2 separate regions of the Homo sapiens genome follow, and region 1 is linked to region 2. The links are chromatin contacts, found by Hi-C or POLR2A ChIA-PET in ENCODE. All regions are on one chromosome and are shown on one strand. Each heading gives the region's core, a stretch centred on a gene start or an enhancer-like site at or near the end of the contact. The rest is flanking DNA. Distances are from core to core; before and after follow the strand shown.

What was found. Hi-C counts contacts between places; a loop is a spot of excess contacts on that map. ChIA-PET counts read pairs that join two places held with the same protein, here RNA polymerase II (POLR2A). Pooled maps may share reads with other maps.
Region 1: a loop to region 2 is called in a map of CD14-positive monocyte, with 2.2 times the contacts of the local background. The contact joins the promoter of DLEU7-AS1 here to the enhancer-like site in region 2. A Hi-C loop is called at or near these places in 1 of 168 maps with a recorded cell type or tissue (CD14-positive monocyte), 1 of 37 single-sample maps with no recorded cell type and 1 of 50 pooled maps. POLR2A ChIA-PET finds 5 or more read pairs at or near these places in 2 of 52 experiments (Caco-2 and activated B cell).

What each region holds. Positions count from the first base shown.
Region 1 is chr13:50,805,409-50,810,036 of GRCh38, forward strand. DLEU7-AS1 (DLEU7 antisense RNA 1) reads left to right here and starts at 2,447. Exons shown (of 5, transcript NR_046551.1): 1 at 2,447-2,578; 2 at 3,132-3,298. It also overlaps a transcript of DLEU7 not described here.
Region 2 is chr13:50,712,462-50,717,142 of GRCh38, forward strand. It overlaps a transcript of DLEU7 not described here. Among named protein-coding and RNA genes, the nearest start is that of DLEU7-AS1, 93 kb to the right of the region's middle. Within about 2 kb of position 2,595, at least 4 of the 41 ENCODE cell types and tissues checked have a DNase peak (open chromatin) inside an H3K27ac peak, as active enhancers do; they include CD14-positive monocyte, where a contact is called at or near this core.

The DNA of each region.
Region 1 (4,628 bases), core at 1,197-3,696, 93 kb after region 2:
GTGTTAGTTTTTTAATGTGTAATTGGATTTTGTTTAATAATGCTTTATATTCATAATTTTTGTGTAATAATCCTAACAGTTATTGTTTTATTATTTTGATTTTCTTCTTCAAGAACACCAATTATGCATATGTTTGATTTTTTTATATATTTTGCATCTATCATATAACCCTTTTAAATATCTTTTTTATTTATTCTTTTTACTCATTTTTTTCTAATTCCGTCTTCCACATGTCTAGCTATGCTTTCAGCAATGCCCTGTCTTCTTTGTGCAGTTTCCTACCACTTCTCATTCAGCTTTATCGCCTTTCCTTTTTCTAGAAACCTCACCACTTTGAGGCCCAGGGAAGCACTCAGTCAAGCTGACACACCCTTATTGCTAGAGAACAAATATCAGCAAACTATAGCCCATTGGCTAGCTTTCTTTTTTGGGAAGTAAAGTTTTATTGGAATATAGATATGCCCATTTGTTTATTGTACATGGTTGCTTCAGCACTACAGTGGCAGAATTTGATAGTTATGGCAGAGACCATATGGCCCAGAAATTCTAAAATATTTACTATTTGGTTGTATAAGAAGTGGTTTGCTGCCCTCTATTGTAAAAACCTCCATTTACATTTCAGTATGTATCACTTAGAATTGTGCTTTTATGACTTTCTTGAAGCTCAGAATCCACAGGCATCTTCACTCTGGTACTTCCTATGTCCTATGCCACTAAGTCTTCTCTCTCTCTCATTTAAAAATCTCTGTTGTTTCCTAGTTTTACAAAGGATAAGCTTTGCATTACTGTTTTTCTTGATTCCCTTGATGTTTTGGTTGGTTTTTCTGAGATATGAATAAGAAAATACTCACTTAGCTCTGCATGTTAAAATTGGAAGTCCTCAGATAATATTCCAAGAAATTATTTTTTATTTTCATCTTTGGTTGGTTGTTTTTTGACCATTGGATAGAGATCTTAGCATACTAAATGTCTTTATCCTGAATATATAGAGATTTTCTCTCCTTAATTTAATGATTTTATGACTTCTGCAATTCTTTTAGTGATTATTTAGTTCTCAATGAAGAACATAAACACAACTTTTTAAAAAACATGTATTAGTAAGGAAAAATTTGTTTTATATTTTCTATTGCCCTAAATTCTGACTCATATTAGACAGCTCGGAGTAATATTTAATACTTGAAACTTCACAAGTAATTACAAATAAATAAATGCTATAAATATTAAAAAATAGGAGCAATCTCAACTTTATCCTCACATTTTTCTGCTAAGACTTATTTAGTTACATATTGGGCTTATTTTAAAATTTAACCAAAATTATTTGATCTTTAATTATGTTTTTACCTAGAAATGTATATTTAAAAATAAAGTGTAATTCCAGTTGTATTTATACTATTCAGAATTTCAGAAGTCTGTAATCCCAGCTACTCGGGAGGCTGAGGCAGGAGAATTGCTTGAGCCTGGGAAGTGGAGGTTGCAATGAGCAGAGATCGCACCATTGCACTCCAGCCTGGGTGACAGAGCTAGACTCACTGCACTCTAGCCTGGGTGACAGAGCTAGACTCCCTCTCAAAAAAAAAAAAAAAAAAAAAAGTCGGTCTGCTCCTCTGCCTTTTTTTTTCCTACTTTTAAGAGTAGTCTGCCTCCGCAAACTTTAGTAAAGAAGTACTAAAATTAAGTGTGTTAAATGGTGTTAAGATATATATAAAAATTAATTTTTAAAGAGAGTTTAGATTGTTATCTTTAAATTTTTTTATACATTTCATAAAACATAAGTATTTCCTAATCATTAATAGGTTTTAATGAGCTTTAGTAGATGAGCAGAAATATCAGAGATATAAAATGATACTATACCGGCTTCCTTAAGAAGCTTTCTATTATTTCTTAGAATCCTGCTTTATTCTCTTTCTTGAATTCATACATGGCATTTAAAAATCTCTTAAAGATGGTCATCAAAAACAAACAAATTTTTTAAAAGATGGTATTTGACATCTCCCCTCCCTCCTCCTGCTTCTCTCAAGCACCAGTTTCCAGGTACCACTGCCTATAAAGCCTTTTCCAAACACAAATTTAATCTTTGAGTGTTGAGGTTTTTTTGGTGTTTTTTTTTTTAAGGTAATGTATTATCCTATGCAATGATATTGAGCTTTTGACTGAGAAATTGTGAAATCAAAAGTAAAGTATAGGAATTCCTTAATGGACATTTCAAGAACTTTGAAAGGCTATTGTAAGGGGAAGAAAGAGGGAAAATCTGTTTCAGTAGGAGACCTTCTCACCTCTTTACTCATAAGCCAGCCCGGGCATCATATGACTTCATCAGACTGCAACTTACTGTTCTCCCCTTTGTGGGGAGTGTCAAATGCTATAATAGAGTTCTCCAGTCTGAGGTCAGCGAAAGCTTCTCAAAGGAGATGATGCCTGGCTAAAGGGACTTTCTTTCTGAGAAAGGGATCAGCATGTGCAAAGATGAAGAGGCATAAGGACTGACCAGTGGGTCACGGCAATGAGACATTTACTGCTGACCTCCAAGAGAAGACTTCCATTGAATGAGAGGAAGATCTACACTACTAATGATCAAACTGTGAGTGTTTTAGCTTTGTAGACTTATCAGGAACTTGGGAGATCAAGAAGACAGGATCAAACAGCAAATGGAGCTTTATCAGAAATGAAGAAAAGCATTTCTCCACAGTCCTAAGCTAAACCCTTTCTGCTAGTCCCAGTTCTTATATGTGCATCAAGGCAAAAAAACATTAATCAGAACAGGAATGTTTGATTGCTCATTCAAATTTGAAATAAGCAGCTTCCATTCTTCTAACCTTCCCTGGTGGGGCCATAACATTATCAATCAATATCAAGTCTGGCATATCATTGGCTATCACTATCCAGTGAGTATCTGAGGCAGCTGAAAGAAATTGGGGCATCCATGTAAGAATATTCATTTTCTATCATTATTTACTTAAATATGTAATATATCAAGATCTGTTAGACATATTTAAGTATATATACTTATATGAGGTTGGGGGTCCCTGCAAGAAGTACCAAGTGTTTCTAGAAGAAATGTACTTGAATATAATCGCTGTATAATCACTGTGAGAACAGAGTTCCATATCTGTCCTGTACATGCTTGTCTCTAGTACCTGGAGCAGTATCTGACACAGATATGTGTTGAGTGAATGGATGAATAAATAGATAGAAGGAAGATCCTCCAACTATGAAGTTTCTTCTTTTCTTCTGCTGCTGTTGAGTAGATGAGGGTGCCAAGAAATAAGACAGCAACACCAGGAAGAAGAACAAATTTGGGGTGAGTAGGGGTGGAAAGGATGACTGATTTATAAATTGGGTTTAGGAGCCAAGAGTTATGCTCTAGCAATTGGGTATAGTAGAAGATATTTAAATAAGAAATTGCTGATATTCTTGCAAACTGAGCTTTTCTGTAAAATCATGAGTTTAGAATTCTTTATTTCAGAAGGAAAAAAAAAAACTTAGAAAGGTCAGTTGGAACAAAAAGGGAAATTAAAAAGCCACAGAGAGAAACAACTATGGTGTCCTGGGGTACATTTAAAATAAGAAGGTACTTAAGCAAAATCATTGCGTTGAGGACATTTTCTTAAATAGGATCAATTACCAGTGTCCCAGTCAATTCCACATGTCAAGAAGCTTGTCTACCTACTTGACTGACCCAGGCCTAAAAATGATAATAGCAACTTGGTGGAGTTATCTAAAGTTTGACAACCTTTCCTCACCAACCGGCAGCCCCATAGGACATATTAATCACTGCAGTTTTTACCTTGTACCAGATATTTAGAAAGTAAAACCGAAGAAATTTATTTCCATGTGTTTTGGTTGAAAAAAAGAGACGTTTCACTCAATCTATTCCAGAAAATATAGCCACTTTGGGACTGAACATTTCTTTCCATCTTAGCCCAAAGGCAATCACATTAGGGACGTTGTATGCAATTGGGGTGATAAAAATTGAGCTGTGGTCTAACCTATTGCATAATTTTCATTCTAAAATTACTTGACGCCGGACATAATGGCCCCATCAGTCAACCTATCATCTGGCTAGTTAAATGAAGTAAAATAACCTCAGCTGGTCTCAGAGGAGTGAGAATTCAACTGCCTGAGGGGTTGAGATTTCCTGAGAGTTTGTTCTGGATCTCTGTTGGGTCAGCCAGCATGCAATCTTACCTTCTGTCTCCACGGAAAAGCCCATTCAGGCCAAGGGAGAAGCTGCTTTAGATGAAGGCTGTAACCCAAGATGGAAACACTTAACCAGGCCAAAAACACTTTTTTCTTTTTGGTGGATCCAGTGCACAATGATTGTTCCTAATTAGGAGGTCTGACTTGAAAAGTTCTCCCCAAATGCCAGGAGAAAGTTCTCCTTAAGTGTCTTTGCAAAAAAGATACAGTGGGACAGAAAGTCAGTATTGATTTAAGGAACACAGCTGCATAAACAATGTTCATTCACCACAAGAAGAAAATTTATAGTATTTGTCAGGGAAAAGTAAACACGTTAGGGACTCTGTTTGTGACACAGTGTCACACATGATCCTTTGAGCCAGCAGGGACAAGAACAGATCAACAACAGAAGCAGCTTTCTCATGATGCTTGGGGTAGCACTTTTTTTTTTT
Region 2 (4,681 bases), core at 1,345-3,844:
CCTGGTTTAGTGTGTTGAAAAATCCTTTTGCATCAGCATTTATGCAGCATATAATTTTTTTACTCTCATCCAACAGGCACATTTGGATTTACTATTTCACTTGAACAGTTGGTGTTTACTGGCAGCAACAAGAACAAAATTTATAGCAGCAAATGGAAGCTGAACTCGCATGCTGGCTTTGCACTGAAGAACTTTGTGTTTGCCATTTCCTAATTGTGAAAACAATATGTCCAAGATTTTGCAGTCATCAGCATTCTGATGTAACGACTTCCATCTGGTCAAAGGAAGAAATTCAGAACCTCTATCTCCTTTTGAATTCTACTTCAGTGCAAAGGTAACTGGCTTAGGAGAATGTTGGAAGACAAGAAATTCAGACAATACATTCTGAAAAGCGACTATAACATCCACTTTTCCAGGGGATAATTTTCCTGAAGAGCAAACAGGGGTAGGGAATTTGTCACGATCTTCTTAATGGAAGCGGCTCTAATTGGAGCAAGATGACAGGATTACTTGGAGGTGAGAGAGGATAAAGAAAGCAGGATGATTTGTGGCGCGTTCCAATCGGAGGTAATAAGAAGTCAGAGATCCACAGAGACCATGCAATTGGAGACCAATACGAAGGCAATGGAGGCCAACAACGTGGTAATAAGAAGTGGTTTAACATCCCATCTCATCCCATCTGGCATTCAGAATTTGGCACTGGTTATTGAAATATGAAGCTCCTGATGGTCCTCACACTCCTACAGTGACCTTCTTCACTCATTAGCCAGGAGTTGAAGCTGAAAGAAATGTAGCATAATATCTCAAATGCTTGCTTTGCATTTTTTATATTCATTGATTCAACAATTATTTACTGAGCACTATATTGCATTTTAGGAATGGCATTAGGTACTGGAGATATGGGCTAACACACATTTCTTGGCTACCCATTATAGATAATTACATGAGAAACACAAAATATGCATAGAAGGACCCTAATTTCGAGTCAAACAACCCAGGAAGAAGACTTCTCTATAGCTATCTTTATACTTTATATTAATCTTTTTCTTTGTATTTTATGTTCATCTTCTTCTTCCTGAAATGAGAAGGGAAGGAAAATAGAATTCTAGAAATAACCTTACAGCTGCCCTTCACTCTATGGAAAAAGTGAGCTCTTGACAGGAAAGGGGTTCTATCCATGATCTTACAATTCCTAAACAGCAACAGCATCATGGACGTATTTGTTCCTGGCGTCATAAGCCTGCATACGGTAGGCATTCAGTTAATAGGTACTGATTGGTCTAACAGAGGAAGCTGGGCTTGATTATAAAATAAACTAGGCTATGAAATCATGCCTCCTAAAAGCTCATTAAAGGCAGCAACACGGGATGGGGACTGTAAGGAAGTTGTCTCCCACCTGCCTCCCTCCTCAGACACACATCATTCCGCAGATGTGAAAACGACCCAGACTCTGCCCGCATGTGGCCTCCCGGACCGGGCAGTAGGGCCTTGCCCCTACCCTCATGAAGACTGTCGGCTGTGTTACAGAACTGCTGCTCTGTCTCTGACTCCCCTCACTCCCATGCTCTGTTGGAAACTCAAGTTGTGAAACCACAAAACACAGAAAGGAAGTGGTCAACTATTGCACATACTCAAGCTATGTAGTCTCAGTTTATTCCATTCTTGCAGGATCATTGTAGGAAGGCATAAGAGTCCTGCTTACTGGTGAGCCACTGAACACAAACTCCCTTCTCACCTCTGCCTTGGATCCCGCCATGCCTGAGGTCTAGGGCTAGAAGCGTTGTTTCATCCACATTAATTCCGGTCTTGGGCAACGTGGCTATTTTCTGACCTGTCTGTCTTCCCACCCTAGTGGTGAATTCTCTTTCTGGGATCTCAACTCCTTCTCCTGTCACCCAGCTTTTTCCGAGCAACCCCAGTCCATCTGGCATATCATTAGAATGTTAAACCTAAAACGGTAAGCCATTCTGTGAATACCTTTAAGTAACAGGATATTAAAATGAGACTTTTCCTGTTTTCTCAGTGCTAGCTGACATCTTTGAGCTGAGAAAAAAAAATATTGTTAAAAATGCTCATCTATTCTCAGGAGATGTCATCTGCTAAGGAGTGACCAAAAAAATGGTCCAATAACCCTGAAACCATCGCTCAAATCTTAGCTACGCAAGGGGAGACTTGTAAATTAATGAGGACGGCAAGGATTTCATGAGACAGAGCTTTCAGGCTGCTAAAATGCTTCCTCCTCCCTTCTCATGTGTTTTCCCCTCATCTTACGCAAATAAGAGGGGGCCTTCAGAGAATTACTTGGAGAGCTGACCTAGGACCCCTAGGCTTTGGGGAACATAGAATGTATTAGTGTCTATTGCTGCTGAAACAAATTAGCACACATTTAACAGCTTAAAAATAGCAAAATTACTACCTCACAGTTCTGTAGGTTAGAAGTCCAGTGGGCGCGGCTGGTGTGTGGGCTTCAAGCCTCACAGGGCTGAAATCAAGGTGTTGGCCAGGCTGTACTCCCTCCTAGAGGCTCTAATGAAGCATCTGTTTCCAGGCCTCTGCGCCTTGTTGGCGGAATTCAGTTCAATTTGCCTGATGGACTGAGGTCCCTGCTTCCCTGCGGGCTGTCGGCGGGAACTGCCACTGGCTCCTTGCAGCCTCTCTCTGATTCTTGCACAAGGGCACCTACATCTCAGAGCCAGCGAGAGTGTGAGTGTGTGGAATCCTTCTCACGAGGCCTCATCTCTCTGACTTTCGTCGGGAAATGTTCTCTGCTTTTAAAGGATCATGTAATTATTTTGAGCCTACCCGATAATCCAGGATAATCCCCTCATCTAAAAATCTGTTACCTTAACCACATCTGCAAAGTCCCTGTTGCCGTGTAATGTAAGCTATTCACAGGTTCTGGGGATTAGGAAAAGGACATCTTTGGTGGGGGCCTTATTCAGCCTACCACATAGAGATTAGTACCTGAAAAGCCAGCAGGTGAGAAGCTAGACAGAGCAGCCGGTGGCAGCTAAAGGAGAAAGGGGGCGAGAGCTGGAGAAGTCGCACTTCCGCCGATGGCGCAGCAAAGGGGATGTTGCCCTGGAGGACTCAGGGAACGGAACTGGGCTATCAGCCGAGAATGGGGCTCCACTCAAAAGGAGGAACCAACAGGAGACACAAGGAACCCCAGCAGGAAGAAGTCGGAGATGGAGGAGGGGAAGTCATAGCTGGAGGAGACGTGTGTTAGGAAGCTACAATGGCAGCTCCCTAGTGGAGGTGTTTCGGAAAAACTCCGAAGATTCCACTTGAGAAAATCATCGGCCTTCAGACAACGTCTATGCCAGATAATGCTACCAAATCACAACCTTGCCTTTCCTCCCTACTGCTGTTCTGATGTGGGAGGACCCAAAGGCAGCAGAAGAGCCAAAGAAGAGTAGCAGAAAGGTAAGTTTGGCTGTCATGCCCTGGCACACCTTGCTGCTACCCTGCAGCTCCCTGCCACCTGGCCATGCACTGCTTCCCCTCCACACCCTGCTGAGGCAGGTCTGGGCTGGGGACACAGGAAGCTTTGATGTTAGACTGAACTGGACCTTCAAGATCTCAAAACACAAAGTATTTGTTAGTAACTGAAAGGTGGCATAAATGTTAGATCAACCTAGGATTTTATCACCAAATAAGGAAACAAGTTCACTGGGCAGTTCTAAGAAAGAATAGAATTGCTTCCTGCTTGGTCTTTTTTGTTTAATAGACCAGATTCACAAATGCCCCAACCCTTCTCTAGCAATGTGTAGGTTCTGATCACCAAGGGCTATCTCAAGAGAAGGGCCAAACATCTCCATTAACAGGAACTCAAGCCCTTGTTTCATTGAAATGTTTGGTTACAGCTTAATGACCACAGTTGCAAAGCCAGAATATTGAGTTTTTATATGCTATATTATTTACATGGAATAATGCCCTCTTGGTACCATATTGAACATAGTAAATTCTCTGTTAATTGACACTATACAGAAAGAGTACTTTGACTGATCGAGGAAGGCTAATGTTTTTTGATCTCTAATCCTTGGGCTACCTTTTCCGTGATGTCACGGAAAGAGCATTAGACTAGTTATTGTTCTAGAACTGGGACTCTCACTAACTATATACACGTGGGCAGATCATTTTACATTTTTGAGCATTGGTTTCTTCATGTGTAAGGTGGTAACAACAATGTCTCCCCTGCCTTGTTCATAGGATTGTAGGGAGAATCAAATGACATAATGGTCATGAAAATATATTTCTAAGTTGTAATCTGTATATGTAATAAGGTGTTACTAGTAATTGAACATTTATATATATTCTGTAACAGGTTGTAAACTTTTAAAAGAGATCTAGTACACCAGGCTTAATGGACTATTTTTTGAAAGACACATCAAAAACTGTTGACAATAATTGCCTCTAGGTAGAGACATGAGAGTGATGGGAAGGAGGCAGACTTATTTTTCACTCAATTTCCTTTTGTATCTCTTGAATTAATACTATATATACACATGACGCATTTAATTTAAACCAATACAATTCAATAACTATTTGAGAAGTTAAAGAAAAAAGATATATTTATTCTGAATAATAAATTGAAAATAATCTAATCTTTCTGTAAAATGGCTTTTTAGGATCTTTAATACTTTAGCTTTAAGTGAGATGATTTAGTTGATGCAACCAG